Regions from separate parts of the Mus musculus genome. Here regions 1 and 2 are each linked to region 3. A link is a loop called in an ENCODE intact Hi-C map of the cell type or tissue named here. Cell type or tissue: left cerebral cortex. All regions are shown on one strand. Each heading gives the region's core, and the rest is flanking DNA. Links, peaks and the distances in the headings are about the cores only.

Region 1 (10,687 bases), core at 1,599-9,598, 55 kb before region 3:
ATAGTAAGTTCTAGGCCAGCCAAAGCTACATAGTGTGGCCCTGTCTCAAAAAAGTCCCATGTCTGCGCCAACCTGGGCAACCTAGGATATCCGATTGACCTTTTAACAAAGGACTGTATCCCGGGTTGATTTTGTTTTGTTTGCCTTGACAGTATGGTTGTGATAACACAATTTTCAGAAGAAGCAGCCTCAACCAAGGCTGACCATCAGCATTCAGTCTCAAGGAAGATGGCTTGAGTGTCTCATCTTCGAGCTTTCTAGGTAATTATGCTCTGAAGGTCTAAGGGCTAAGCAATAAGTGCATCTGAACAACGGAGAGCCTCTTAGAGCATCTACGGAAATATTTGTACAGCTCTTAGAATGGATAAAATCAGGTCAATGAAATAAAGACTTTTGGCAATTAGTTTATCCTCTGGAAAGGACAAAGCTTTAGTGTTCAGTAGAGGATGGAAGGATCTAAATCTGATCTGGAATGTGGGTGAACAAGATGGAACTAAGTGGAACTTAAGCCCGAGTTAATGAAATTCTTTTCAGCTTTAACTCCCTATAAATGAGCTGTGCTGGTTGCAGAACTTTACTTAGGAGTGGCTAGACCAGGGTTTGCTGACTGGCATAGGGGCAGCTGGCTGGCATAAGGATGGCAGGCTAGCCCTGGCTTTGTCTTATAAAACACAGTCAGGAGGAAAAGTGCAAGGGTGTGGGGTTTCTATATGAAGTCCTCCATTCTTTTGATAGAGAAAAGAACTTCATGTACTCTGCCAGAGACATCTGAATCAGTGTGGGGGTTTCTGGTAAGGTACTTCCAATTATTTAAAAGTTCCATGGCACACTAGGGCAAAAGTGCCTTTATCTTCATTATTTCTAGCAAACACTGTAAATACAGAACGCAGAGCCAGGGTTTTGTTTGTAGTGGGTGAAAGGAAAGTGGAAATGACAACACAGGAAGGGGTTGGGGGTGGAGGGATGCTGAGTGGCAAGGAACACCTGCTGCTCTTCCAGAGGACCCTGTCCAGTTCCCAGCGTCCTCTCTGGCTCTCAAACAAGTGTAACTTCAGCTCTAAGAGCTCTGATGCCCTCTTTTAGCCTCCATTGGGTACCTGTACACAACTACCATACCATCACGTAGACACATGTAGACACACGTAGACACACACACACACACACACACACACGGAGGGAGGGAGGGAGGGAGCGAGGGAGGGAGGGTGGAGGGAGGGAGAGAGGAGAGATAAAATCTCCAATAAGAATCAATATTGTTTGAGAGAAAAATGAAAAGCAGTTATTCTCTGCCGTATCAGGAATTCTTATGAAGTGAGTGAGCCAGGTGTGTGGGAGGAGGGGAGGAGCCACAGTCCAAGACCCGATGAAATCAATTTTCAAAAATGCCTCTAGAAAATTTCTATGTTACATCTTTAATGACTTAAGAGTCCCCCCCCCCACCTCCTACCCCAGCCAACAGCTAAGTCCAAAGAAGGAGATCCTCTAGTGTTTTAGAGCCAGCCACCAGAGACCATGGCAAGGGACTAAAACCACAGGTTAACTCCGGTTGAGACTGATTCAGTGGGAGCCTGGCTGCTCTGGGTCTGCGCCCTGGCGAGGGAGAACAAGGGGGCAAGGGGAGAAACCAGGGCTGACTCAAGGTGATCTCCTGAAGAGCCACCAGGTGTCGGCCGTTCGCTTGTGACTGTGTAAGGCGACTTCCCCAAAGCAGTGTTCCAAGAGGACACGGGGGTGGGGGGGTGGGGGTGGGGGCCCACAGGATGGTCAACTGTTGTTTTTGGCATAGTGTTGGAATGGGTGTGAACCTTGTGTCAAGTGTCAGGCATTTCTCAAACCCAAACAGTAACACTCAGGTCTAGGTGACACAGGTAACAACAGGTGGCAGGAGAAAGCTATTCTATTTCTGTCTCTGAGGAAGCCATAGACATGGCTAGGGGTCTGTCATACTGCCTTCCCTCACTGGATCTGAAAGGGGAACCTAACTGTCTCTCACATCCAGTGAAGATAGCAGCTCTTCTGCAGGCGTGTCTGTTAGTCCGGCACGCTCCCCCTAAATCCCTTCATCTTTAGCTAGAACATGGCTGGCACAGACATGCCCAGCCGGCTAGTGAGTGAAAAGGCACAGCCCGGCTTCCCATGGGGAAATGTACACACTGTAACAATAAGTGCCACCTGCTGCCTGGGTTCACTTTCCAACCTGCACCTGCCAGCAGAGACCAGCCAGGGCCCCAGGGGGAGGCTGGGAACAATTATGCCCTGACTAATTTAAGACCAGGAAAAAAAAATCATTTAACAAAACACACCTTCTTCCAGAGACAGGTCAGGGCCCTCTTGACAAACAGCTCTGTCAGTACTAAAGGGACAACTGACCCCCCAGGTGCTGCTGAACCAACTGGAGCTGGGGCAGTTTCTTGGTTTCTCTTGGCTAACACAGATAGCATTTGCCAAAATCTGAACCTCTTTCACCTACGTTTGCTTATGGAAAACTAAGAAACAGAATGAACCAGACTTAAGGCTGAGAAACCCCAGGAGCCCTGTGCTGTCTTGTCAGGCATGTGGCACTCTATCTGGGGTATGGGACATGTCCTCCAGCAGGGAGATGGAGGCAACGCGATTCTCGTGAAAGCAGATTCTCATGAGAGGCAGCCACTGGAAACAGAAGTTGTCTGTTGGAGACGGGAGAAGGACTCACTCTGACTAAAAGGGAGTGGGTAAGATAAGAAAGGGTTTTCTTGGAATCTGATGCAGCTTATGATTTTTTTATAAGAGTTATTTTGATTTATTTAGTGATTTAGCTATATAAGAGAGGTGGCTCAGCAGAGAAAGGGCCTGCCAAGCAAGCCTAAGGACTTGAGTTTGGATCCCCAACATCCACATAAAAGCCAAGCCATGGGGCGGCCATAACTCATGGGGGTGGGGGTGTGGCAAGGGACAAGGACAAGGACAAGGACAAGGACAAGGACAAGTGGATTCTAGCGATCACTAGCCAAGCAACTCAGCTGAACTGATAAAACTCCAGGTTCAGCAGACACCCTGTCTCAAAACATAAAGGTGGGGAGTGGCCAAGGGAGACACTGGATATTGACATTTGGCCTCCACATGCACATAAAAGCAGGAGTATTTGCACTCGCACGCACACACACACACACACACACACACACCCCAAGAAAGGGTACTTTGGTGGAAAACAAGAGAGATCTGGAGTAGCCAGAGGACAACAGTCCTGGGGGCAGGCCCTTCCTGGACTATGAGAGAGTGTTGTGAGAGACGAGGATGGACGAGTACGTGTCGACTTGAGGAAGCCAACCCAAGTACAATTATGACAACTGGGTGGGTCGGAGGCAGAGAGGCAGTGTGGGACACTCCCGGGGAAGCTGAAGGGAGTGGTAGTTAGACAGCTGAGCTGTAGGCTTAAGGTCTGTGGATTTTATTATATGCAAATGATTACCCCTAAAGTAGTAAAAAGAGAGACAGTGCCTGCTTGTTCTACAGCAGGGGTCAGAGAGGACAGACAGACAGGTGAAGTCTCCCTATCTCCCTGCTTAGCTTCTTTCCTTGTGCTATATTCTCCCCCGCCCACTAAGGAGCTTTTATAACAAAATCTTAAACTGCATCAGAGTCTAAGAAGCCGTCCCCAGCTTACCTATTCCCCTTAGACACAATGAGCCCTCCTCACATCTCCAGTGTATAACTTCTTTCATTTGTTTGTTTTTCCAAACAGGGTTTCTCTGTATAGCCCTGGCTGTCCTGGAACTCACTCTGTAGACCAGGCTGGCCTCGAACTCAGAAATCTGCCTGCCTCTCAGTGTATAACTTCTATTTCCATCCCCCTGGGAACTGTGAGCAGGGATGCCAGGACCATAGGAGGTTCATGCTAAAGACCGAGAAAGGAGGTCTGCCAGGCCCACTGGAATAGAAGGAAGTACACCCAGAGGAGCCATGCTGTCTGGGTTCCCTGGACCCAGGCTTGAACCCTAGTTTACATTTCTCTACATCCGTGTAATCTGAGCACTTGGAAGGATGACGCCAGATAGTGAACAAGTGGACAGCTTGGGGTGCACGGCAGGTTCAAGGCTGAACTGCTAGTATCAGACCCAGCTCATAAACCAAGGATTTAACTCAATGACAGACAAGAAAAACCCACAAGCCAGGGCACAGGTAACAGCATGGCAGAGCTGGGTTAAAGCAAGTTACCATTTGGGGCCAGGATGTACTCAGCTCAGCGGCAGAGGACTTGCCTAGCACATAAAAGGCCTTTGGGTCAATTCCCTGCAATACACACACACAGACACACACACAAAGAGAGAGAGAGAGAAAGAGAGAACAAAGAGATATACCATCCTGATTTAGTTGAAGGCAAATATATACAGAAGACCCCAGAGATGCCCACTCAAACAGCAATTAGATTAGAAGAAGAATTACGGGTGGTTTTTTGTGTGCTTTGTTTTCTGATTTTTTTTTATTCTGAAGAAAATGGAGATCTATATCACCCTTCAGAGTCTTCTCATTGCTCCTCATCGAGCTTCGGTCTGCTTGATTCACTAAAAGCAAACACTTCTGGAATTGCTAGGTAAATATTGACAGGTTGCTAAGTGAATAGGAGGTGCATCATCCCCGCTAGCAGCCCTCCTCCAAACATCACAGGATTGTCTGTGATGTATCTTTGCGTCAATTATTTAAATCAGACTTAAAAGCTGACTCAACGCCAAGAGGTGAACAAACAAACCCTCTCCACTCTTTCCTTTGAATGTTCCCCTTTCATCTGCTTCTTTCCTATCTGAGAGAGAGGCTCTGTCTGGATTTGCATGCCAGCTGTAAGCAGCCGCCTGAGCTGGGCTCCTGGGCGATGCCGGCATTCACTGTGAACCAGCTACTTGAACCTTCCAACAGAGGTGACTGTTTGTGGAGCCCGGAGGCGGCTTCCTCCTAGGAGAAGAACTTCAAAGTCCCATGAGAAGTTTTTTATCCACACTAGCCATTTCCTACCCTCCCTCAACTTCAAACACAAGTGAAGCCACTCCGGAAATGTGTCTCAGAGAAGCATGGTGGCTTCTACCAGAGAGTTTAGAAACTGGCAAGCAGGAACTGAAGGCTACCTAGTGGGGAACCCTGCTAACAACCCTTCCGTGGGACAGCCTCGCTCTTCTGCACGCTTCCCTGTATCCTGAGAGCACTCCTTGTCCACTTCTCTCCAGGGACAAGAAGGGGACCCACTCTCGACTCTGTTAGACTGGCTTAGTGTCAAGCACAGTTTCACAATCCTTAAAAATGACAGGAAAAAAATGAGTTTGGCTTCCAAGTTATTGAGAGGATCTGATGGCAGGACATATCTGAGGGGTGCTGAGTGTCACACACGGACAAAACTATGTGAGAACAGTTTGCTACAAATGACACGACCAGACTCTAACCAGAAGGAAGACAATGGGTAAAAAAAACAAAAAAACAAAAACACAAAAACACAAATCTAAGAGGAACAGGATCCCTTGGTTCCAAATGATTTGTCATGTTCAAGTTAGAAGGAGCTTGTGTGTTCAGAATTCCTGTAACTGAGAAAAAGGACCTGGCAGTAGATGTTCCTGGAGGTCTTTCATGCCTACCTTTTCAAGCCAAGGCTAACTCCTAAACAGTCAGCCCTCCTTTAACCTAGGCATCCTGCACCGTCCCAACGCAGGCTGTGCTGGAAGAAAGCCTGGGCGTTGGTCAGTGAAAGGGGACTCTGTGCTGCTGCCACAGGGTCAGGCTGATGCCTGGTAAGGATGGACCAGGGCCGTTCTACCACGCCAGGAGTCAGTCACCTCAATAGCAGTCTTGAGGTCACCACCACAGGCTCATGCAGGAATAGGAGTCACGAAATGAAGAAAGCCAAGGGAGACTGAAGGACTTCAAGTGCTTGGTTAATTTTAAAAGAAAAATCAGATAAGGAGGTAAGAGCTGCCGGAAGCAGCTGTATTTACGCCATGCACAAACAGGACAGACTCAATCCTTGATAGTATCTTTCTGGAGCCTGAACAAAGGCAAGGAGAGCTCCCATGGCTCCTCCCTCTAATCCTGCTGTCCCCAACCTGTGGGCACGTCCCCTTTGGTAAACCTCCATCTCTGAAAATATTTACACTACAATTTGTAACAGTCGCAAATCACAGTTATGAAGTACAAATGAAATAATTTTATGGTTGGGTTGGGGGGTCACCACAACATGAGGACCTGTATCAAACGGGTCACGGCATTGGGAAGGTTGAACCATGGGTCTAACTCCTCAGGAATCAATGCTGAGTACAAACACTCATGTTTGTACACAGATACATTTACACGGTTGTTGGATTGTTTGTTTGTTAAAACACTTTGGTGCTATGGTTTTGAAAGGGAACAGAGCCCCTCACCCAGACTCATTTATTTAAACAGGCAGTAGTGCTGTTCTGGCTGGGTGTGGAACCTTTTGGACATGAGGTCTGGATGGCAGATCCAGGGCCGCTGGGGTTTGAGGCCTGGCTCTGGCTTCCTGACTGCAGACACCAGGCACCTCACACTACTGCTCCAGCCTCAGGATGTTCCCACCCCAAGGCCTCCCTCACCGGGATGGACTGAATCCTCTCAACAGTGGGGCCAAGCAAAACCTCCCTCCCCTAAGCTCCTGTCAGTCAGGTATTGGTGACGAGAAAATTAACCTCACCTCTCCTCTCCTCTCCCCTCCCCTCCCCTCCCCTCCCCTTCCCTCCCCTCCCTTTCTCCCTCACCCCTCAAGACAGAGTTTCTCTGTGTAGCCCTGACTGTCCTGGAACTTGCTCTGGAGATCAGGCTGGCCTCAGAGATCAAAGGTGTGGCCCATTACCTCTCAGCATAAATTTGGTTTTCAAAAGCTCTCTACAAATGAAGAGGACTGAGGAACTGAGTCTGAAAGTAAGTAGAAAAGTCACCAGCTAGTCTAAATTAGTGAGTTATTCAAATGAAACATAGGAGAAAGAGTCAAAGTACAAAGTGAAATGCTGGACAATTTTCAAAAACACAGTTACTGTGCATTCCCTTGACAGAGTACACTTTAACTGCAAATACCGTATTATAAGATCACCACATCCTTAGAGACGGTACCTGGTGTGTGGAGCCTACTGTGATGGACAGGGTAGTTTTAAACACAAATATGATGACATTTATGTTGAACACACCTTCCCACGAGGATTAAGCAACATCCCTCTAGATCTAAAGCCATGGATGGCATCATAGCCACAGCTATAAGACACTGTGCTGGACCACACCAAACATCCAAGGGCCACGGGGAAGGTCCTCTGCCCTGGCTACTGGCCTCTGAAAATCAACCAAACGACCAGCATGCACAAAACACACACTTGACTCTCAGACCCCTCTATGCCCTGTCTGCTCTAGAAGAAGATCATTTGCTTTTCTGCTCTTCCCACCAAGTGTTAGAGACTTGCTAGACATATGCTAAGGAGACACAGTTTGAGGACACCTCTCTGAACAGCCATAGCCATTGAGGCTCAGTGGGGTGAATGGAGCAAGCTATGAGACACACAAATGGATATGGGGAGTTGATCAACTAAAAAGAGGGTGTGGAGTGCTTCAAGCCTGCAAGCTTGGTTGAACCCCAAAGGAGGACCCAGTTAACCTGAGTCGGTGGGACATTTAACACTGCCTGTCTTGGAGGCAGGCTGTGAGTCCCGATAGATCTCCCTACATCTTCTGCTTTCCTCTCTCAGAGGGCTGCAACCCACCTCCAAAATGCAGGTGTGGCCCACAGAGATCAGAGGGGGCACCCCCTTCAAGTGTGTTCCTTTGGTTAGTGCTCTAGACACTTTTTAGTGTCCAGGGGATATAGAGGACCCCATGACAAGGTCTTTGTGGTTCTCAGTGATAACCGCATCCCCAGATGAGGATGGCTTCTCTGTCCTCAGAGTGGCAAGAGTTAAAATATCCCAATTGGAGGAGATCAATTAAAACAATCTTTTTTTCTTCCTTCCAGGAGGTACCTGAATGGTGCTATCAGTCAAAAATTGGGCCAAGGATAGACCAAATTCAACCACTAAGCTAAATTTTAAAATTTAAAAATTACAATACAGGAAATACATACATATATCTAATTTCTCGCAAACTGTCCTAGGTTTTGTATCTACCTAAAAATGTCTACTCTTTTCTGCAAAGTCCTTGTCATGGATGATAATGATGATGACATCATGCTGTGAGGGACTGAATGTTTCCAAGCAACATAGATATGATTGTCTTCCACCACTCATTATTCAAACATTAGCAAGCTACCAAGACTCTTTTAAGCACCATTGTGGCCATTTCTCATCTATGCCTTACAGATACTATATGAGATCCATTTTGTTCATTTGTTTGCTTGCTTGTTTTGTATTTTGCAGTGCTGAGACTAGAACCATGGACAACAAGCGAGTCCTCACCCACTCAGCGGCAGCCTTAGGCAGCTCAGCCTTCTCTGAGCACCACACAAAGCCATGTCAAACAGCGAGTGGGGACAGGCAGGACAGTGAACTCACTCTTTGGTCAGAAGAGGACAGGATTTGAGCAGGAAACGTGAGAGCCCGGAGTCCTGGAAGTAGAGGTCAGGAGGGGCAGTAGGGCTCTTCAGGTTCAAACACCGCACGATGACGTAGAGAACGGCAGCTACGGCAGCCAGCTTCACCCCATCAAACACGGCGGGGAGCTCGGGGGTCTCTAGCATGGCATTCATCTTGATCTAGAAAACAAAGGCACAGGGTTCACAAACAAAGCCAGGACACGGAGGGTGGAGCCCATCTCATGGCAGAGGCATGACCCACTCTGGATATGTTTCACACATACCCACAGGGCGCTTGCGTGCTCCACAGACCCCCCCATCATCGCCCAACGGCACCAATGCCCAGCCAGTACCCATCACCAGGAAAACAGTTCTAAAGTGCCGACTAAGAAGGGTACTGTGTTCTTCCCGTAATCTCATGAGCAGTTCAGAACAAACAGGAAAACGTACAGTAGTAGAGTCTTTTTGAGAGTGGGGAGAAGCAGGGCGAGTTAGGGAGGCCTGGGGTAGTGATCTGCTGTTTCTGAACAAGCCACTTAAATCCCCGGAGACTTTAACAGCACCTGGAGGTACCAGGTGTGTTAAGTGTTGTTTCCAGCTTTGAAGAGCAACATGGGACCGTGGGCCCACATCTCTATTTTCAGAGTGGGTCAAGAGAAAGCCTCCTTGGCCACACACATCCATTTGCTCCACGGAGTCCACGGCTCTGGAGCTCTAGTTCAGCCTTGGCTCAAGTCATGGTAGTCCTGGCTCCTGAGGCTTTCAAGCCATGTGAAGTGGAGCCAATCAATTAAAACAACCCTTTTCCTTCCTTCCAGAAGGTTCCTGAATGCAGCTATCGGTCAAAAATCGGGCCAAGGACAGACCAAATTCAACCACTAGACCAAAATTTAAAAATTACAATACAGAAAATACATGCATACATCTAACTTCCCGCAAACTGTCTTTTTTTTTTTTTTGGTTTTTTTTTTAATTAGGTATTTTCCTCGTTTACATTTTCAATGCTATCCCAAAGGTCCCCCATACCCACCCCCCCAATCCCCTACCCACCCACTCCCCCTTTTTGGCCCTGACGTTCCCCTGTACTGGGGCATATAAAGTTTGCAAGTCCAATGGGCCTCTCTTTGCAGTGATGGCTGACTAGGCCATCTTTTGATACATATGCAGCTAAAGACAAGAGCTCCCGGGTACTGGTTAGTTCATATTGTTGTTCCACCTATAGGGTTGCAGTTCCCTCCGCAAACTGTCTTAATACTTCACTTTTGAAGGTAAGCACTCTCTTGTATACAAAGCATACACACACCATTTCAGACACATAAAACCAAACATCAACAACACCATCTAGTATTTTCCTAACATCAGCTGTGGCCTTAAGAATTAGGCTAACCAGCCAGGCATGGTCATACACCTGGATCGGGAGTTCAAGGCCAGCCTGAGCCATATGACATCCTGTCTCACAATGAAATGGGGGGAAGGTTAGCACAAAACTAACAAAAAGAGAAAATGCAATTCTCATAGCTCCGGTAACTATGGTAACTGCTTTCTCTGGAATGATTTCAACTAGCCGCTGCTAAAAACAGTTACGAGAACCCTGGCAGCCAATGATGGAGACGAACCGGGCAGGGTGAAAAAAAATCTCCAAAATGTGTATAATAGACTGAAGGCTCCGGACACCTAAAGAAACTCCAGAGGGGCCTTGGAGACTCCTCTAAGGTGACACAGACACAGGACCAAAAACGTTTTGGGAAATCTCTGGCAAGATCTCCAGTCTGGTGAGAAACAGATCAAAGGCCACAGCCTCTTACACAGCGTTCTGTAAACTTCCCAGAGGGCTGGCAAGATGGTTCAGTGAGTAAAGGCGCTTGCTGCCAAGCCTAATGACCTGAGTTTGATTCCCAGAACCCGCATGGAAAGAGGAAAATGACCGTCACCAGCAAGTTGGCCCCTGACTTCCACACATGCGCTGTGCCATGAACACAGCCACACATAAAAGAAATGCTTTTTAAAAAGCTTTAAAAGTTAAGGTTGCCCTCCACTACATAGCCACACTCAAGGCCAGCTGGGAACACATGAATCCCTTAATAATAAAATAATAATAATAAATTTAAAAGACAACATCTCTGACCTAATTTTGGGTTTCTTTTGGTTTTGCTGCTGCTGGTG
Region 2 (10,687 bases), core at 1,305-9,304, 320 kb after region 3:
ATCCCACATCGTCACCCATGCTCTGTCCCATCTTCTACACTCTTGTCCTGAACTTCAGTTGCCCACTCACAATGGCATGGCTTCTCAGTTGCTGTATAAAAACTGCAACTGAGGGCCAGCGAGATGGCACAGCAGGACAGGTCCTTGCAGCCAAGCTTGAGGTCCTATGTCCCATTACCCAGGATGCCATGTGGTAGAACCACCCCCCACGACTCTACCTCTACATACGTGTTCCCACACATATATGCCCACATAAACAAACAAATGAATGTAACGAACATCTTAATATATATTTGAGATGCACAGAAATAAGGCTTGTGCCTGAGAAATAAGATATTATTAGTGTTTAAAATGCCCTCGTGAAACTCCATAACTCTATTCAAACATCTGCCATTACAGCATGCTAGATTTTATTTTTCTATAAAGTTAATATCTGAACAGTTCTTAAAAGAAATTAAACAATATAACAAATCTTATCGTAGCGAACAGTGGCCCTTGGCCCAGCTCTCATCATCCACAGTAACAGCACAGCTATCCAATGGTGAGAATTCTCAGTGTACATAGCTCTTGCTTCTGGTGGTTACCTCTACTTTCTAAATAGCACCCACATGTTGATTATTTCCTCTGTGGAATATCCCTGATGTGAAATGTGAAGGTAATGGTGCACATGTGTACACTCTCCCCAACCTCCCAAAATAGTTACATTATTTGGGGGTAAGGGCCATTAATCAATATTCAATTTTTGTGGTATTATTGCATGTAAATACTACTATTTTTGTTCCTTGTTTTGAATTGTCTCGTTTTTTAACTGGGTTTTCAATGTGCGTATAATTAATGCAACTCCAAGCAACCAATTCTCTTCTCTTAGAATGATTCCCTCTCTGGTTAACAAGCTCCAGGCCTCCAGACAGCTCTCCTGCACTTTGTGCTGGCTTCTCTGGCCTCCACACATACAGCTTGTATCTGGAGGCAGCCCCGTCCCTTTCTCCTGGGAACATCTTTCACCTGTCTCTCACACAGCGACATTTTTCATTTTCCTTCTTCATTTGTGTGACAATAGCTTCTTTAAAAAGGAATCTGAAAAATAAGTATTTGGAAGTACAGGATTTTTTTTTTATTGGTTAGCCTGATACTCAATATAAGGCATAGGCTTGCCTTGAACTCAGAGCCATTCTCCTGCCTTAGCCTCTGAAATGCTGGGATTATAGGCATGAACCATGTCTTTGTTAGAGTTACTATTGGTGTGATAAAACACCATGACCAAAAAGCAAGTTGTGGAGGAAAAGGTTTATTTGGCTTACACTTCCATATTCATCACGGAAGGGAGTCAGAACAGAAACCTGGAGGCAGGAGCAGATAGATGCAGAGGCCATGGAGAGGTGCTGCTCCCTGGCTCACTTCCCCTGACTTGCTCAGCCTGCTTTCCTATAGAACCAGGACCACCAGCCCAGGGACAGCAGCACCCACAATGAGCTGGGCCCTCCCATAGCAATCACTAATTAAGAAATGTCTTACAGCTAGATTTTACAGAGGCATTTTCTCAGTTAAGGTTTCCTTCTTTAAGATAACTCTAGCTGTGTCAAGTTGACATAAAACCAGCAAGCACAAACCATCCCAGGTTTCTTAAAATATATGCCTTTATCCTGACTTCCTATGTTGTGGCAGGTTAGGACTGCAGGCTGGAAACACTACTTCAGGATCACAAGACATTATACTCTTCAAGTTTCTGGTCCTGAGACATCTGACACCCTTTAGATACCTAGTCCATGGGGTACACCCTGATATTCCTCTCTGAAGGCTCTCGAGTCCTTTTTTTCAATCCACAGCAATCTAACTCCCACACTGGTGTGACATAGTGTAACCTTTTTCCCCCGCCATCTTACTGAGCACTTCTCAAGCCCTGTGTCTAATCTTGGTGAACTGTCCCCAGTTCCGGGAATTTTTCTTCCTTTCTATGAATGAGAAAGTTCCTGGGAAGGACGTCATGTTACACTGAAGCTTCCTTAGAGGTAAGGAAATTCCATCTTGACCCGCTGTGGAGAGATTGAGATGCCAAGGTTGAAGGTCCAGAGCCTAATTGCAATTTAACTTGGACTGTCTAGCTCCCTTAGAAGGCATTATTGCCCACATCTGGAGGAGACCTGACATCTTTGTGAGCATTAGGTAAAAATTGGCATGTATAAACAGACCACAAGATTTCATCGTTCAGAGGCCCATGAATGTGCCTGCCTGATGTCTTCAAAGTTCTTGATGGCTTCCTTTGTTTCGTTGCTATAAAAATGTCAAGAAACTGCCAGCACATTAGAGAATGGACCTTGGTGTAACCTGCATCTGTGTTCCCAAGGCCGTGGCCATTCATATTTGGCTCTAGAATAAACTACCTCTTATCCCCTTGGAGGCAAGAAAAGAGTTGTGTTCTTGTGTTGTCTTCATTTTCTCTCAGATACTGAATTCCTGGCTGGGTCCTTTAACTTTCTCATTTGAGTGCCGTCTCTTTGTCTCTCTGTTTCTCTCTGTGTCTCAGTTAATCTTCTGTAATATTTAAATGACTTGATATCTTTTGGTACCAAATTTAAAGCTTATGCTACATCTTTAATTGTGAAGAATGTTTTTATTCCTAATATATTCTTTTTAAAACACTTATTTGGGGGAGTAAAAAAACCTCTTGATTTCTGAGTATAATGAGTTATAGTTTCATTTTTTCTCTCCTTTTCTCTTTGAGTTTCCTTCCCATATCTATCTGTTCTTTATCTATTCTTCCCTTCTGTCTGTCTGCTATGGGCCTCTCCCATCCTTTGCTGGCCACTCACATTGAAGACCGATGCAGTAGAAGAATGTTTGAGCGTCCTTCATGTTGTAGTGGCCTTGACTCTGGCCTCCCTGAGCCAGGGAACAGAACCACAGCTGGGTACTGGGCAGTGTTTTAGCTGCTTTGCCACTGCTGTGGGGCACAGGCAGAGGTTAGCCTTATCTGGGCTAACGACTTCCCCAGTCTCAGTCCATGACTGCTTGGCCCTGTCACTCAGAGCCTGAGATGGTACAGAGGATGATGCTGGGGACTGTGTGGCCCAACAGCAGAGCTTACTTCATGGTGGCTGAAAAGGAGTGAGACAGAAGAAAGGGGTCAAGATCTCAATGTCTCCTTCAAGGGCATGGACCTAGCTAGTGAGCTAACTTCCTCCATTAGACCCCATCTCCTAACGTTTCCACCCCCTCCCAGTAGCATCACAGGCTGGGGACCAAACATTCAATAAGGAGCCTTTGGGGAGAACTTAAGATTCCAAACTACAACAGGGGTCCCACTCAGCAATATGTGTAGATCATTGCCGTTGGCCTGGCTTCCTCGGAGAAATCCTTCAGTCTCACAGCAGGGACAAGAGATGGCAGACACATTCTGTGGGTATAGCATGGAGAATCAATCCTACAGTTAAGAGAGGGCTCCCTTCTCAGAATGCTTACACTTCACATTACCCCAGGACTTAGGCCCTGACAACTACAAAACTAATCTCATTTTGGGAGCTATGACATTTCGGGGCATTTCAGTAAATGGAACCACACAGTCTCTACCTGCTGGGACTGATTCTGCACTTTGACATAATTCTCTAGAGAGTAACCCACATCGTGGAGCGATAGCTACATGCTATGGACACAGTATAGCTTAGCTAAACATTCACTCATCCATGAATACCCAGGTTGCCTGCTAGAAACACTGGGTTCAGACTTTTGGTGTGAGCATGCACTTTTGTTTTCCTAAGATAAAAACTCATGTGTGAGATCACAGGAGCATTCTAACCAGATATTAAGGAGCAAGTGGCACAGGCAGTGACCGTGACTGTGACCATGACCGTCTCAGAGGACCAGCTGATGCCGTCGGGTGGCGCTCCATCCCTGCAGCAGCTAGTCTCCCACTCAGAAAACCTTGTTGCATGTTTGTTCAGAGCCTCCCTCCTGAGTGTGTCGGTGGAAGCCAGCATGTACAAGGCTGTCTCTGACCCTCATGTGAGCACTCAGAGGACGTCCCTCTCATCTGCCAGCTTCAGCTTCAGAGCCAGAGAGGAGACAGATTCTGTTCAGAGTCACCGGGCCAAGAAACAAAGCCGCCAAATCCAGACTGTGTGCGCGATGCCTGGCAGATTCTGCCCTTCGCTCTGCCGCATCCTGAGCCAGACTTACAGGGTTTCAGAGGCACGCCAGTCTGTACTGAACAATTCCAGCCATTCCATGTCCCATGCAGGAAAGATGCTAACTCCATAGAAAGAATGCTTATTTTAAATCTGCCCTCATTCAGGACTCCCACTCCACCCCAGATCTACAAGACATAGATTGGGGATCAGACAAGCAGACCTGTTCCAAGCCCCAGAGCAAAGACTGAATCTAGCTTCAGATATAGAGACTGGGGCAGCAGAAGGGGCTGGGACCTCCCGCCTGCAGTCCTGGGTTTAGACTTTGTTCCTGAGGCCTCCCTGGAGCAGAGGCCTCCAGGTTCTGCCACGAAACACATGTGGCTTGAAAGGAAAGCGCTGGGGCTGGGCCAGGGCCTTGCCTTTCCCTCCAGCTTTCTCATCCCACAGCAGGAAAAGCATATGTTCTTTCCATATAGAGGAGAAATTGTTCCGAGGGTGAGTAAGTCCCTTGTCCATGAAGCTGGCACAGCCCACAGACCACTGGGCAGGAAGCTGGGCAGCACTGGCTCCCACTCTTGGAAGCCGGACCAGGCCGAGTTGGCTGACACCCTCCAAGAGGGCGGGATGGTGCAGGGATGCTGGACTGTGGTGCCTAGGTCATTGACATTTTCAGGGCAGGGACCTGGGGGTGCTGAAGGTTCTTAGGTGGATGAGCGAGCAGGGAGTGCTTTTCCCATTCAGCTGCTGGGCTGGAGGAGCAAAGAAGCAGGGGTTTGCCAGAGGCAGGCAACCTGCAGTCTGGGTCTGAGTCAGAGGTGACTCAGGTGTGTGTTCAGCCAGGCAGGGTCATTTCTAGCTTGTTATTTCCAATACCTCCCCAAGTTTTCCTCTGTGCTTCAGGGTTAGGTGGCAGCCGGTGACTCATCCTTGATGCCAACTATCCTTCCACCAGCCCTAGATATGCAGGGGACACTTCTCCTTCCTGGCTGAGAGGGGTCCAAATTGTTACCCGATTTACCCCATTGATTAAAGAACTTAATATGTGTGGGGTCAGAGGAAGGTGGGCAAAGTGGGTTTGGTGTATGATGGGACGTTGGTCAGGGGGTCAGAGTAAAAACATTTAGAAGATTGTGAGACACAGTTTAGAAAGTCAAGGACTTGGGGCAGAAGAATGAGACAGAAAATCATCTGGAGATGAGACTTGTCACTGGGTCCTGAGCATAAGTGGTAAGGGACCATCCCTACTATATAACCTAGGGGTCCACCTGTCATCAGGCCCCTCCAGTCCCAGGATAGACAGCGCCAGGTGAATGGAGGCCAGAGCCAGCTGGCAGGCAGAGTGCAGCTTTAGATAGACCAGAGGCAGCCCTGACGCTGTTCCCATTGGCCAGTCTCGGGACATTCCCATCCGGGCCCTCAGAGCGGGTGCTGACTCGGATCCTCCTCCTTCCCCAGGCTTGTCCAGAGAGTCCCCTCAGGACAGCTGGGAATAAGGAGCTGGCCCCTTGCAAGATGCAGGCTTTCCCGTGGGTTTAGTACCCCTGGTAACAAGCTAGGCTTCAGGGCATCCAAGCATCTCAGCCTGAGGCAGGAAATTTAGTCAGAGCAGTCCTTTAAGAATCTAGGTTTGTCCTGCCATTCAAACGAATTTGAAGCCACTGAAAGAATGGCGGGCTTTGAGTTGGAGGGCTTGGAGCCATCTTGGACCTGGGCCAGCTCTCAGCCCCTTTCTGAAACTAAGACTAGCAGTCCCTGACCAGCACCCAAGCTTTTTTAAAGTTTTCCCCACCACTGGACTTCCAACCTTCAGGGCAGCCTTATTAGGCTGATGGTTCATGACTGCCACCTAGTGGTTATCGACTGCCAGATGGGGTAGATGAATCCGTCGATTTTGGAAGTTCATAGGAAACAATAGAGCAGTAAGCATGGGGGTGAGGAGCGCACCCAGAGAATATAAACTGCACTCTCCAATCCTGGGAGGAAGTCCCCAAGTTCCCTGAGCTCAGGATCACAGATGGCAGGCACTGCCACAGTCAAACACCTCAGGTTTGGGGTGAGGTGGGACCAGACGTGAATCCCTCAGACCCTAACTTTATCTGTTGAACTGTGTTTTGTGTTGTGTTGAGACAGGGTATTGTTAAGGCCTAGGTAACTTTTACCTGTCTGACCTGCCATTTGTGCTGTTACTCATGGCACAAGGAAACGTTCTGCTGTGCTGTTACTCGGAAACTTTCTCATGCTCTGCTTGTTTGCAGATTCTGTTCTGTTCTTTGGTGTTCCTGGAAACCAAATCGCAACAGAAGTCAGCTAGAACGGCTTTGTATAGTTAGCCACAATGATCTTGGACCTGAACCAACCACCAGGCAGCACTTCCTGTACCCATGTATAAACCTTTATGGCTTCTTGTCTTTATAAGCTGCCTCTGGGACGACGGACCCCAGCATAAGAGAGACATCAGCACCAATATAAGAAACTTCCAGTTAGAGTAGGAGTCAAATAAAGTTTAAATTCCCAAGGCCTCCCTGGGAACTGACATCCTACTTGGCAGAAAGAGACCTCTATGTGGGTAACTGGCATCCTGGTTGGTGAGTTAAGATATGAATGTTAGGCAAGGCAGGTCCCCTGCCACAGTTGAATACCCCAAGTGACAACAGGATACGTGTACAACAAAGTTGTGTTCCTAAGGAAATCCCCTGTCACCAAATCCTGATTGGTGGAATAACTTGGCGCAGATATTTGTGGATTTCAAGTCTTAAAAGATCTGTAGGATCCTGGCTCATGGTTGCAGCCAGCTCCTGAGTCTGGTCTGTGCCCTTGATCGATCAGTCCTGGAGTGAACGTTCAGTAAAGGATCCCTGACTGACTGAGACTGGTGTTCATGTGGTTTGTGAGCGACTCCTGGACCCCAACAGGTATGAAGTGGGCTAAGCTAACTTCAAATCTGCTGTGTAGCCAATGGTGACTTTGAACTTCTGAGCTTTCTGCCTCAGCCTCCTGTGTGCCGAGATTCCTGATATACAGTACCATGCCTGGTTTATGCGGTCCTGGGGATCAATGCCAGGGCCTTGCTCATGCCAAATTCACAAACTAGCCATATCCTCAGTACTCCTCCCACGAGCCCCTCATCTTCGAACCAAGACTACTTAGGATCCAACCTGTAGGGCCTCAGACCTCCTTCTGCATGGGTACTCCAGGCAGAAGAGGCCAGAAAGGTGACCAAGCTTCCTGGGTTGAGGCCGGCTGTCAACTGTAACTGCGTATTGCACTTGCCTGTCACTCAAGCAGTCCTTTTCAAAGCCAGGACCCTTTGGGATGGAAATGCCAAGCGTGGGTAAGGAGGTCTCTGCCCATTAGAGTCAAAGGCAGCTTACTGTTCTCACCCATGTGTTCCACTGCAGATCTACTAATCCAGGACCCGACTCCTGTAGTCGGGTCACATGGGGTGTCTGTTTTGTTTTGTTTTGTTTTCAAGCTCTATGTGTGAGCCTGGTCCTCTGCAGTGTGAAGCCATGAGGTGCTTTCTGAGGGACCCTGGGACTTGAGTACAGAGTGCTCACACTCAGTATGCAGTCGGTACTGAGCGTCCCCAGTAGCTTCCCGTTCTGCTGGTCTGGGTTGGAGCCTCTGTTAGGTAGTTAGATATTAACAGGCTTGGAAAGCTTAGGCGCTGGAGCCTGCCTCATAGTCTGCAGCCTATAAAACAAAGGACAGGGACTTCTGGGTATCGGTGGTCACATGGTTGGGACCCCCTTGGACAGCCTAACTATTTGAAATGGCTCCACGGAGTCCTGAAGTTCATGAAAAGGGGAGCCTTCTAGTAAGGAAGGAAAAACCACATTATTCCAGACACACACCACTGAGCCTCCTCCTGGAAATCAGAGCAAGCTGCTCCAAAGAGAAACACCATGGACTGGAACAGAGGCCTCAAAGGAATGCCAGGGCTTTGTTCTTGGGATTGTAGAAGTGACGCCAAGCCTGCCTGGTGTGTAAGTCCAGTCACTGGTCTCTTTGGCCATTGTCTGCCCCCACCCCCTTGATGGCACTTGCTTTGCAATAAATTCTGTCTTCTACCTGGCCCTTTGTGGTTCGTATTTGAATTCTTACCCTGGAAATCATGAGGGTTAGAGACGGGAGTCCAGGTGAAGATTCTGGCAACAACCCAAGAAATGCTGACAGTCACTGACACTTGGCATCTGCTTCCAAGAAGACATGGTGCTAGTAGTTGGGAGAGGGAGTGGAGGACAGGAAAGTTGGGTTGTTTGCTGTTGGTCACACGGCTACTAAGGGGCAACGCTGGCCTCCTGACCTAGTTCCCTCAGACTCCAGACTTTCTGCCTCTGCTTCAACACCAATCTCGCAATGAGGTGGGTGGACCCCAATGCAAGGAGCACGGGTAGCAGTGCCCCACCCTGTAAATGTAACAGGAACAGGGTGGTGGGGGCTTACGACTCCTGTTACTCAGATTCCAAAGTGGTCTCCTTGAATGGACAGGATTCAGGATGCTAAGGAAAGCCAGCGGCATAGGCTTACAGTCCCAGCTAGTAGCTAGAGTGAGGCAGAGGGACTGCAAGTTCAAGACCAACCTGGGCAATTTAGAAGTAAAAATTAAAAAAAAAAAAAGGAGGGTGAGGCGGGGGATGGGCGTAGCCAAGTGCTAGTACTTGAGACATAATGCATACAAGGCCCTGGGTTCAAGTCGAAGTACTGGGTGGGAAAAAGCAGGGAAGAAGGGAGGAAGGGACACAAGGTGGGGCAAGGCGGAGTGGTAGATTTAGGTATTTGTCATTACATGTGACCTGAGCTTGATCCTTGGGACCCATGTGGTAGAGGAGCAGAGAACTGACTCCCAAGGGAGGTGCTCTAAGCTCCATGCACGGACCATGGCATGGTATGGCAGGGAGGCAGGGGGGGGGGAGGGAGGGGGGGGGAGAGGGAAGGAGGGAGGGAGGGAGGGAGGGAGAAAAGGAAGTGGGTAAGGAGAGACAGGAGGAGGAGAAAGGGCAACCAGATAGAACGAGGAAGGGCTCCATACTGGCTAGGACGCATCATGAAGGAGGATATAAGGCTAACTGTTTTTCTAGTTCTAACTCCCCTATGGTTTTATGTTTTGGTGGTGGATGGTGCATAAAAAAAATATCACAGACGTATAAAATCTAACGTAAAGATAAGCAGCTTGGGCTGGTGAGATGGCTCAGTGGGTAAGAGCACCCGACTGCTCTTCCGAAGGTCCGGAGTTCAAATCCCAGCAACCACATGGTGGCTCACAACCATCCGTAATAAGATCTGACGCCCTCTTCTGGAGTGTCTGAAGACAGCTACAGTGTACTTACATATAATAAATAAATAAATAAATCTTAAAAAAAAAAAAAAAAAAGATAAGCAGCTTTTGTTCTAAGTGGCTACTCCAATTATACGCACATCCACTGAGGTCTTTGAATATGGTTAATTTGGGTGTGTTATTATTTTTTTGCAACTTTTTAAATAAAGTTTAAATTTAAAAAAAATTCATGGCAAAATGTGGGGGAGGGGGAGGGAGGGGGAGGGCTGGGGATGTGGCTCAATGGCAGAGCTCTTGCCTAGCATCCATGAAGCCCTAGGTTCAGTCTCCAGAAGTAGGACGACATCAGCAAACATCTCTGCACCTAGGCTGGCTGTGGTGATCCGCACCTGTCATGCCAGCACTAGGAGGCCGAGTCAGCACAGTCATGAGTTTGAGGTGGGCCTGGGCTCAAGAAGAGTCAGGAAAAGCACATCTTTCCTATTACTGCCATGCCCGGTGCCCTCTTCACAATGTATGAAATAAACCTGGGGAGGGGAGGGAAAGAGAAAAGGGAGAAAGGAAGAAATGAGGGTGGAGTGAGGGATGGGTGGAGGAAGAGGCACCTGCCCATTTCCTGGGCTAAAGACAAGAGGTCCTGGTGGTGGGCAGTTAGACAAAATCAAAGCCATTTATTACTAAAGTTTTTTTTTTTTTTTGGTTTTGCTGTTGTTGTTGTTGTTGTTGTTGTTGTTGTTTTTGCCTCAAAGCAAGAGAGTTGCTGTAATGGGGGAGTGTTCTTGGTTTTACACATTGCGGTGGTTGGTGGCAGTGGTTGTTAGAAACAGGTCTCATTCATGGAGAACTTGAGGAGTGGCAGCTTCTAACCCTGGATGAGGATGAAGTTCAGTCTGACGTCCCAGGGCAAGGCAGCCCTCGCTGGGCTCTGAGTCGCTGAGAGATTTTGTAGAGCTCCATTGTGGCCCTGGCATCTTCCACAGAGCAGTGGCCCCGCCAGTTGTTCTGCAGACACAGGGAGAGCAGGAGCTAAGGGGCTGCCTCCCCAGTCCTGGAGCTGGCCGCTCAGTCTGTCCACGTGTCCCTGAGGTCCCTGACTCGGGTTTGGGAGGGGTGTCAGCAGGTGACTAGAGCTGGACAGGGCAGAAATAACAGCGTGCGAGCGAGCAGAAGCAAGACTCTCCGGGAGCAGTGGGCAAGCGAGGCAGCTCGGAGGTAGAAAGGGCGTCAGCAAGCGGAGATCAGCAATCCTGACCATTCCGACATAGAGCAGAAGATGAAGGATGTC
Region 3 (10,687 bases), core at 1,333-9,332:
CATGCTTTAAAAATGTCCCCTAGGGGACTTGGGATGTACATCAGCTGATAGAGTGCTTGCCCAGCGTGGACAGTGCTCCGAGTTCATTGCATATAACTGGGCATGATGGAGCATACACGTAACACTATGGTTCAGGAGGAGGGTCAGAAATTCAAGGTCATCCTGGGCCAGCTTGAGATATGTGAGACCCTGCCTCAAGCAAGTAAAAACCTGCCCCTGGTTCTGACTCTGGTGGTATCTGATCATGGCGCCCATAACCTCTGCTTGTCAACACCAAAAGTTCTCTTGCTTCTAGTCAGGGTGGATTTGGCCTGACAACTATTGGGACGTAGAGCTGAATCTTGTAGTGACTGCTGTTCTGTCTTGCAGTCTTGCTGGACAGACACTTGTCGATCTCAACCCTGTCACCTCTGAATGTCTGACTTCATTATTTTACCTCTAGGACTCTCTTCCTGGGATGTCTCCTCAACCAATGGGGAAAAAACTTATGAAGAATTATTAATTGCATCGTTTAAATTCGAAGGGCAACAGAGGCCATCTAGAGTCCCAAAGCATATGTCCACTCAGACAGACTGAAGTCTATACATACTGTGGGTAGGATCGAGTTAGGGCATGTTAGTGTTTTGGTGGTGCTGGGGGATGACACAATCTCAGGCACTGCTAAGCAAGTGTTCTAAACTCCTGAGCTACATTCCCAACCCTTGAAGTTTTATTAAAAATACTCTTGGTCAAAATGTATATCCAATGTGATATCACTTGAAACAGTAGAGGACATAGGCAGAGAGATGTGTACTAAATTCTAAGTCTGCGTCCGGGTTGTGAGATGAGAGAGAGTCTTCCTGCTTCATCTTTGTCTGCACTTTTCAAATGCTCCATCGTGAGTGTAAATCTGGAAGACAGAAAATTAAAAGACTACACACACACACACACACACACACACACACACACACACCCTAGAGAAAACACTGGATTGAGAGACTCAACTGTGGGCCCTGATTAACCACAAGGCTTTCACACCCACTGAGGTGTCTTCCGGAAACCCAGCTACTCTGTCTTGGTCATGGTGTGAGAAGCCTATGCCTGCTGGTGTAGAGAGTGACTTGCCATCTGCTTTCTGACACCCCTGTTCTCCCTACTGTACAGGCAATGTTGCACAAGCCTTTTGTATTGGGGAGTTAGGGTTCAGAAAGGGCTTTGGGTGGCTCAAAGGGAGTAGATGGAAGACCATTCTTTCTTCCTTTTCTTTTGAGACAGTCTCACTATGTAACCCTGAGGGCCTAGAACTCACTGTGAAGACAAGACTGGCCCCAAATTCACAGAGATCTGCCTGGTCTGATCTCCCCCGTTGCTAGGATGAAAGGCACACACCACTGTGCCTGTCGAGACAAGCTCTTCAGTAAGAAGCTGCTATCTGAACCTAGGTCCTTTATGGTATGGAAAAGACTGTGTGAATGCCTAATTGAGTTGAGAGCTAATTGGCAAGGCATAGGCAGGTGTGCAGAGCTCATGAAGGATGCTGGTGCTTGAGGGCACCAGCTGACCTAAGATAGGGACAGGGAAAGCAGGTTTGCTTACAATACAGTTTTTTTTTTTGTAATCCAGGCTGGCCTTGAACTCACTATATAGCTGAACTCTTGATCCACGTTCACCTTCAAAGTGCTGGAATTCCGGATGCACACTATCACGTCTCCCCTGTCTCGGAGGGAAGTTTGCCTCTGGCTTGAGGCCCAAAGCAGAGAACAGACACATCTTCATCTGGAGCCTGCAGCTTCCCCATCCCTGAGTGGAGAACTTCCCCTGTGGTAGGCTTGGCTCCTGGCCTAGCACTCACTGTCTCTGAATGGCTCTTGCCACCATGGTACCATTTTGTGGCATCAACTAGCAGGTTTCTTTTTTTTTTTTTTTTTTTTTTTTATTTTATTTTATTTTTTTTTATTCATTTATTATATGTAAGTACACTATAGCTGTCCTCAGACACTCCAGAAGAGGGCGTCAGATCTCGTTACGGATGGTTGTGAGCCACCATGTGGTTGCTGGGATTTGAACTCCTGACCTTCGGAAGAGCAGTCGGGTGCTCTTACCCACTGAGCCATCTCACCAGCCCCCAACTAGCAGGTTTCTTAAGCCCATTTATTGTGAGAGTTCAATTCTCCATTTTTTAAAAAGATGAGATTTTTAAAAATATCTATTTATGTATATGAGTTTGTGTCTGTATGAACACCTGCATGCCAGAAGGAGGGATCAGATCGCATTAAAGATGGTTGTGAGCCATTATGTGGGAGGGATTTGAACTCAGGACAAGCAGTCAATGCTCATAACCACTGAACCATCTCTCCATCTCCAACTCGCTAACATTACTCGTTCCCCTTACTTTCATCTAATTCTGTCTCCTCAACATGGTGACCATAAAGTCTTGGCTCTTTCCTAACTTGTGAGTTTTGGCTGCCTGATCCATTCCATGACTTTTGATCCGATTTCTTGGCTAAGAGATTGGAACAGACAGTATTTTGTATGTGTCTTCCAGGGGCACAGACAATAGTCAATTTGGTTTTCTTCCAGGTCTGGGGTGACAGGTGGCCAGGGCTCAGCCAGCTTGTCTAAAGTTCAAGGATGGCTGTTTTGAGGATGTTGGGTGAATACCATGTGGTTGGTCTGGGTGGGGAGGCCACCCTACTTCCTGACTGCCTTGGCACGTGGACACTGGTGAAACTAAAGAGGTGTGGCTGAAGGCAGAAGAGAGGGGCCACATGGACGGGAAGCAGGAGGAGAGATACTGGAGAGGAAAGAAAACTTCCATTTGTTTTTTTTTTCAAGTTCCTTACCACCTCCCCGGAGCACAAGCACAGTCCGTCGGTCGCTTGGAGGCTACCCAAGTGTCCCAGCACTAGCCTTCCCTCATGAATTTTTCATTTCAGGCAAAGAGCTCTTATCTCTCACTGGGGCTGCTTCAGGAGCCTGCCTTCCCATCAGCTGGAGACGGAGCAGATGAAGGCTTGCATTAAGGCCAAAATTATCTGTCCCCTGAGAGAGAAATGACACTCTATGCCCTTAAAGGACACCTCTGCCCACATTTTACTGTGGACCTCTGCAGACCGTAAGGCTGCTGGGTTTTAGGACATTTTGTTGAGGACTGAGAGAGAAAAAGGCTTCCAGAGCAGCTGTGGTCTTGGCCAATGCATTGGCTCTTGTCTGGTGCCAATTACTGGATGTGAAGGGGGCTCCAAAGCAGGAAGGGGGAGGGGGAGTGATGAGGAGGTGTGGCCTCTCACCACACAGAATCCCAGGAGTTCAGGTGTCTAGGGGAAATTCTGAGGGGTGGGTGCCTCCTCTCCCTGACCCCATCCCCAAGCTAGAGTGAGTGAGGCCCCCAGATGACTTTGTGGGAGGGGATATGCTGCACTCACTTGAAAGCCAGATTCAGAACTTCTGCCTCAGTGACAGGTCCTTTCTGGGCCTACAAAGACATCTCCCCTGGGCCTATCTTCCCAAGATGGACCTGGATCTGGACCTGGGTCCAAGGGGTGATTATTTTGGGAGGTAAAGGGTACTGTTGGAGGAAGCCTGGATGTTCAGGTGTGAGTATCCTTGTGTTATTTGGGGTTCCTTATAGTCTGGGACAAGTAGAGTAGGATAGGGATGGGAGAGGAAGGATCAGTGATATGGATCTCCAAGAAGACTGAAAAATCGAAAAACCAAACCAAACCAACCAAACAGAAACTCATTTGGAACTAGGTCTCAACATTCTCTCTCTCTCTCTCTCTCTCTCTCTCTCTCTCTCTCTCTCTCTCTCTCTCTCTCTCTCTCTGTGTGTGTTGAGGGGGGGGAGAGGTTATATCCAGTGTCTCACTCTGTACAGCCCATGCTGATCTGAAACTCATGACCATCCTGCCTTAACACCACAGATATGTCACCACACTGAGCTCAGCATAGTTGGTCGCGGGAGTATGCATGTCATAATGGAAGGATGGGCTCTCTTCACCTAGCAGCCGATTGTCTTAATTGATAACAAACACCTGTAGACACGGAATCCTTGAGTCTTTATTTGCGTTTTTGTTCATGGCTTGACCATTGTCCTAGTAGCACTTGGAAGTGAGGGAGCCCATGATGTGGGATTCCTGGTGGATAGGAGAGAGGACCGAGAACCGCAGGGAACAACTCGGGACGGATAAACAACGTTTTAAATTTATGGTGCCTTCAGAATATACTACTGTTGTTGATTTTATTGTTGTTTTTTTCACTCCGCTTTTAGGATAGTCTACTGGGAAACTTCCCTCTGTTTTCCCAGCAGAGCAGCAGGGAGGTTGGAGAGTGAGCAGCGCCACCCTGAGGCCAGGGAGGCAATGGCGTCAGGAACGGAAGCCTGCCGCTTAGGTCGAGCAGCTGCGCGATCACATGGCCCCGGCTACATTTAGAGGTCTATTTTTTAGTCTTCATGCAAAAAATATATTTTCGTTACAGATGCTTCTAAACAAAATGTCAGCTGCTAGCTAACGGCGATGACCAATCCCCAGAGCCCCTTCAGAGTCCGGCCCCCAACTTCCCAGCAGCCCCAAGGGTAACCAGCCTCCATCCCGACCCACTCCTGTCCCTCTCAATAATTTAGAGATGGGAATTAACTCTGAGCAGCTAAGGAGAACTGACCTGAGGAGTGTGGGGGGTGAGGGTGGGGGCGGAGGGGACAGCTCTAGGGTAGAACTGACTTTATTGTTATTTTACTTTTAACTAATAAATAATTAATTAGAGACAGGGTCTCATGTACTCCAGGTTGGCCTCAAAGTTGCTGTGTGGATGAAGATGAACTTGGACTCCTGATCCTCTTTCCTCTACTTCCCAAGTGCTGATGTAATGGATTCTGTCACCATGCTTACCTTACATGTAATGTTATTTTAAATTGTATCTCTTACATATAGGATTTATAGAGTTGAAAAAATTTAATGTCTACTTTCTTTATTTCCTGGCATTGTCCACATGTTATTAATTCTGGTGGATGGGAAGATTGTTCTCACTCCCATTTTACAGACAAGGAAACTGAGGCCTAGGAAGGAAAATAACTTACTCTGGGTCACTCAGCAGTAAGGCACACTGGTGGACTCATAGCTCTGTTCAGTCTTGGGAGATGGGGGACATTAAGTATTCAAGTTCCTGCCAAAGTCTGTTTTATTTTGTTTTGTTTTTTGAGACAGGGTTTCTCTGTATAGCCCTGGCTGTCCTGGAACTCGCTCTGTAGACCAGGCTGGCCTCGAACTCAAGATCTACCTGCTTCTGCCTCCCAAAGTGCTGGGACTATAAGCCTGTCAGAAGAGGGTGTCAGATCTTGAAGCGGAGTGCTGGGAAGCAGCCTGGGGTCCTCTGGAAGAGCAGCCAGTGCTCTTAATCACTGAACTGTATGACCAACCTCTTGCTATTATTAATAGGATCCCAATAGACATTCTAAAAATAAGTTATCAGAAACCAGTGCTTTCCTTTTGTGAGCTGAATTCCTAAAAGCAGGATTGGTAGGTTGAACAGTAGGTGTATTAGCCCTGGGCAGAAACTGCCAGCCACAGAGTGACTGAGCACACCCCACACTAATGGAACTCTCAATACAAATAATGGCGATGTTCAAAAATAGTGTGGAACGATGTTTATCGGAAGCTGTTCAGAAAAGAGACGTGTTCTAAAACAGCAGAAATGCTTTTGCTTTTTAAATAAAAATGTCTATGTAGAATAAAAGACAGATGGGGTGACCATCCGGATGTTAGCAGTGGCTGTTTCAGATTGAGGGGGTTACAGGTGACCTATTTCCCCTGGATTTTATCATATCTATTCTCTCTCTCTCCCCCCAGGTGTGTGTGTGTGTGTGTGTGTGTGTGTGTGTGTGTGTGTGTGTGATATGCATGCATTCGGAGGTGAGCTTTCCCCCATGGGTCTCTGTGGGTCTCAGGGATTGGCCTCAGACAGCCATGCTTGCCTGACACACCTTTTCACCCACTGTGTCATCTCACTGTCCCGACTTTATTTTCATGTTTGCCTCATCTGTATTTTCTACAGGGTCATACACGGCTCATGTTCAAGTGTTAGGTTCTCTGGGGCTGCGTAAATGGACAACTGCTCAGACGTGTCACCTGTCAGGGATGGGGCAAGGATGCCAGGCATCAGGGAGTCTGGAGTCTAAGTCAAAAGAATGGTCTGTGGAGCATTGGGATGAACAGCAGACCCTTCAAAGACAGTGGGGACGGGCTGGCTCTAACAGGGCCCCAGCGTATCTGCACGCATTCCTTCTCTTGCTGCGGCAAGCCTTTGTGCATTCTCCTGGCCGCTCACACTGTGCCCATGTGTCCGGGTAGCGCCTTCCTTGTCTGATCCTCTTTGCTTCTGACTCTGCCGATAACCTGTAAACCCTTCTTTGAGAGTCTCGAACTCTCTTCATCTCCTTCCCAACTCTGATCAAACAAACAAACAAACAAACACTGGACACCCACTCTCAGGAGCAGCTGTTGTGCAGAACTAGAATATCAGATGATGTCAGTGACGACTGGCCAGCCTGCAGAGGGCTACCATTGACTCTGGTGAAGATCCCTGTCGCAGTCTGCCATGACCAGGGGTTTGGGACTCTGCTACCTGCCAGTCAGTACCTTCATGACTTTGCTGTCAGCCGTCAGACAGCCCTGTAGACAGGGTAGCTTCAACAAAAGCTCTCTAAGGGCTCATGGTTCTGGAGGCCAGCAGTCTTAGCATCAAAAGGGTTGATCCTTTTTAGAGATGTGAAACACCCTCACCCCGGCCCCCAGCTCTGGCTGGTTTGCTGGTTCTGCAGAGCTCCTTGGATTATAGAAGCATCATCCCCAGACCTCGCCTCTGCCCGCTACTTCCCATGGCCACCTTCCAGTGTATGCATCCAAAGTCCCCCTTTCGCTGCAGACACTAGGCATAATGGATCAAAGGATTAGGAGACATTTACATCAAACACTACTGCTCCAGCCACTGTGAAATCCTGAGACCTGTCTGCCTGCTGATTTGGTAATGACTGAGAACTTATCACCATCTTCTGCAAGCTGAATACTCAACTGTGTAATTGCAAGTGTGTGTGTGTGTCTCAGTGGACAGCTATTTTTATTATTATTAAATACAATGGAAACCAGCCTTATGATTTCTCAGACTTGTGTGGGACGCCATTCAGGAAGATGTCAGCCCGTGGCATCGCAGACCCACATGGAGTCATGTTCTAGTGTTCTCAGCTCTCTCTCATCTTGGAGGTAGGTTGTGGCCATGAGTAGTTTGACTGAAGGATGCTGGGTAAATCTGTTTCCATCCTCTGGTCTGAGAGATCGGCCTCCATGTATGGCCTTGCTCCCAAGGGAACCCGAATTCCAAATTCCTAGCAACTGATTTGCACATAACTTTCCGTCCAGACTTTCATGGCCACTGGAATGTGTTCTCTCACAGCTGGGTCTTAAGATGCTTTCCCACGGTCCTGGTCCTTGCAGTGCTCCTTGCCCTGGCCTCTGCTGCATTCCCAGTCTTTACCTGCTGTGGCTTCTACTCTGAGGACAGGAGTCCTCCATCTTTCTTGTGACAAAATAATCTTCCAAGGTGGTGACAAGGTGACCAAGGTTTAATTGACAAAAGCAATTTAAGGAAGGAAGGCAGACTTGTTTTGACTCCCAATTTGAAAGTATCAGGGTTGTCATCTTGGTGGTGCAGGTGTACGCGGGGTGCATGTGTGAGGTGCCTGGTCACAGCGTGTCCTCAGCCGGGAAGCAGAGAGATGGGGCAGGTGCACTGCTCACTTTCTCTATGGAATGCTGCCTCCTACACTTCAGTGGGCCTTCTGCCTCACTTAACCCAACCTACAGACTGCCCCACAGACAGGCCCAGGGGTTTGTCCTCTGGCCACGATCCTCAGTCTTGTCTGTTTGTCAGCAAAATTAACCATTAAGTTCTCTCCCTGCCTCCTGAGGCCCTGGGGTGCTTGGGGCTGGATTACAGGGCCTGTCATGCTTTAGTTGGGTTTCAGAAAATTGTGTAGTGACATTTTCAACTTCTTATAGGAATATACAGGCACTGTCCTCGTGTTCAGGAAGAACACGAAGTACATGTAGCATTTATGAACCACCTACTATGTGCCAGTCTCTGAAGCAGTGTTTTCTCACATATGCTTTAGAAATGTGTCCCCTAGCACCCACACCAGGACCTGGCACACAGTAGTTGTCCCTCAGCCTCCTGGCCATTTGTATTCTCCCAAGCTCCTGAACCTATGCTTGTTACTGAAGGTGGTTTTTGTCTTTCTCCGGGGCTCAGGGAACTGGGCAGGTGACAGGATTATTAGCCTCACAGAGTAGTCATCTGGCATCTGAAAGAAAGCCAGCCTTCTCCTCAGCACCTCTCACCTAACAGATGGGACTTAGTGAGTTTGCTGACTCCCCTGCTCCAACATGGAAGGGAACAGATTGGATCCCCAGCACGCACCGTGTGAGAACATGAGCGGCCGGTAAGATGTCCCCACCCACAAATTCAGGTGTCATGGGGGAATGGCTTTGTTCTTACAAACCAGCTCATCTGCAAGACTAGGGGACATTAACCCCAATGCCTGGGGGTGTGTTCTGTGGGCCTCCCCTTCCAGCCCCGTGCTTGTACTCTGGTTGTTGAATCTTGTCAGTGCCAGGCTGTTTTATCTTGACCCACATGTTCACACGGCTCCTGCGGAGAATCCGTAATCCCTGCCCCACAGTGCCCCTCCCAAAGCCTCTGCAAGTTCCAGTGAAGGGCCCCACCCTGACCCAGCCTGTCTGCTGCCATCTGTCTTCCCACCAAGTCATATGTGTGACTCTTGGAGACCCTGAGGGAGCTAGGCCATGTCTGTTCTAGGACTCATAGCCTCTCCGTGCTCCCAGCTCCAGAGGAGTGTGTGGACACTCTGCTCAGGATCTGCTCTACTCTAATTCCCTGTGTATGCTCAGGAAGCTCTCACCAACTCGAGACCATGAGCCATACCTAAGGAAACATAACCCAGGAACATGGCTAACATTCTGTGGGCAACTCTTACCTTCTTCACAGTCACAGCCCTGCTCAAAGACAGCGAGCACCGGGCCCCACTTCCAGTCTGGAGGAATAGAAAAGAGAAAAATGCCAGGAGGAGGGAAACTCATAAATGAACATCAAAATATTTAGCTGTGTGGACGTCCCTCACAGGCTGCCTTCAATCCCGGCTCCTCTGCCAACTGCAAACTCACCTGATCAGGGTCCCAGGAAGAGCTAGGCCAGGGTGGGCTGCCACCTTCTGAGGGACTCCATGCTGACCATTGTGCCATCTGTCCTCTCGATGGTCATGCTCTTGTTCTTCCTGTTCATGCAATGGAGCTCAAAGTGACCAGAGGACTGTGCACCCAGGGGGTTCTCAGTGATGGCTGTAGACTTAAGTTCTTGGTGATAGTGCTGTATAGCAGGGTTTCGCTGGCAGGAGAGGAGCACCAGGAAGTCTTTAGGAAGGAGGTGGCATTGGGTGCTAAGGTTTAGATCGGTGAGTGGCAGGAGAGGTAGGCAGCAAAGAGGGTACAGTCAAGAGCTGAGCTCCAAAGGCAGAAACTGCTTGTCACTTCTATTGTTTTATCTAGTGCTGGGGGTGGAACCTGGGGCCGGTGTGTGAGAGACATGCATGCTACCACTGAGCTGCATTCACGGTCCCTGCAGCTTTTCAGGTTCAAGCCTAAGTGTTGCCTTAGTGCTGATGTCTGAGGAAGCCGTGTAAATAGAGGACTGAAGTACCATGGAAGAGGCAGCCTGACGTCCTCAGTACCAGAGTGGTCGGGTAGACCCAGAAGCCATAATGGCAGGGCACACCTCCTGCTCGTTGTTCTGTTTAGCACAGGCAGGTCCCTCGGCAGGTCCCAGCCTCTCTGACCTCCTCAGCTGCAGCATGGAAATGATAGTGTCCGAGTGGGCTTCACGTGGCGAGACTGAGCTAATATGTGTGGACAGGAACCTGGAAGGAGCCTGGCTGCAGAAGAAGCTGGGAGGGAGAATGTCAAGGGCACAAAAGGCACATAGAATAAAAAAGTGGAGGCAGATGACAGAGGTAAGAAGCCAGCACTCAGTACTCATCTCTTGTGGACTTACTCCCGTTAGCTCTGTTCCCAACAGGGTACCAATGGGGTATTAGAAAGAAGATGCCCCCACCACTGTTCTGTTCTTCAGCTCATCTGTTCTCCTGTTCCCTCCCTCCCTCCCTCTCTCTCTCCCCTCCTGTTCCTCTCTCTCCCCTCTCCCCTCTCCCCTCTCCCCTCTCCCCTCTCCCCTCTCCCCTCTCCCCTCTCCCCTCTCCCCTCTCCCCTCTCCCCTCTCCCCTCTCCCCTCTCCCCTCTCCCCTCTCCCCTCTCCCCTCTCCCCTCTCCCCTCTCCCCTCTCCCCTCTCCCCTCTCCCCTCTCCCCTCTCCCCTCTCCCCTCTCCCCTCTCCTCTCTCTCTCTCTCTCTTTCACAGTGCTGCCTCCCCAGAAGTGTGTGCCTTCCCTCTCCCCTCTCCCCTCTCCCCTCTCCCCTCTCCCCTCCCCCCCCCTCTCTCTCTCACAGTGCTGCCTCCCCAGAAGTGTGCTGGGAACTCAGTTACTGTGCTACACAGGCTCCACACTGCTAGAGGGAGAAGATATCCCATCTGAGGACCTCTGAGCCTCCAGACAATAGCTGGTATCAACACCCAGGTGCAGAGGACAC

What was found. Peaks named below come from ENCODE experiments on the same cell type or tissue, not always from the same donor. Only the 100,000 strongest peaks of a DNase experiment are listed, where the experiment ranks them.
Region 1: a loop joins it to region 3, with 5 times the contacts of the local background. A loop is called at or near these places in 4 of 42 quality-filtered maps.
Region 2: it touches region 3 in a loop (4-fold over the local background); 25 of 42 quality-filtered maps call a loop at or near these places.

The regions. Positions count from the first base shown.
Region 1 is chr7:79,295,025-79,305,711 of GRCm38, reverse strand. Abhd2 (abhydrolase domain containing 2) reads right to left here. Exons shown (of 11, transcript NM_018811.6): 3 at 8,505-8,704. The coding sequence starts at 8,698. It overlaps Gm39041 (a long non-coding RNA gene), which reads right to left and starts at 6,762. Exons shown (of 2, transcript XR_882244.1): 1 at 6,732-6,762; 2 at 3,312-6,667. In left cerebral cortex, for the core only: no CTCF peak of the experiment used is centred there; a DNase peak (open chromatin) is centred at 4,835; H3K27ac peaks cover 6,154 bases.
Region 2 is chr7:78,919,763-78,930,449 of GRCm38, reverse strand. It overlaps Isg20 (interferon-stimulated protein), which reads right to left. Exons shown (of 4, transcript NM_020583.5): 4 at 10,054-10,404. The coding sequence ends at 10,288. Among named protein-coding and RNA genes, the nearest start is that of Isg20, 11 kb to the right of the region's middle. In left cerebral cortex, for the core only: a CTCF peak has its summit at 5,965 (motif pointing left); DNase peaks (open chromatin) are centred at 4,560 and 5,968.
Region 3 is chr7:79,240,130-79,250,816 of GRCm38, reverse strand. It overlaps Gm39040 (a long non-coding RNA gene), which reads left to right and starts at 3,245. Exons shown (of 3, transcript XR_882241.2): 1 at 3,245-4,414; 2 at 4,765-4,875; 3 at 6,031-6,994. In left cerebral cortex, for the core only: a CTCF peak has its summit at 4,339 (motif pointing left); a DNase peak (open chromatin) is centred at 4,335.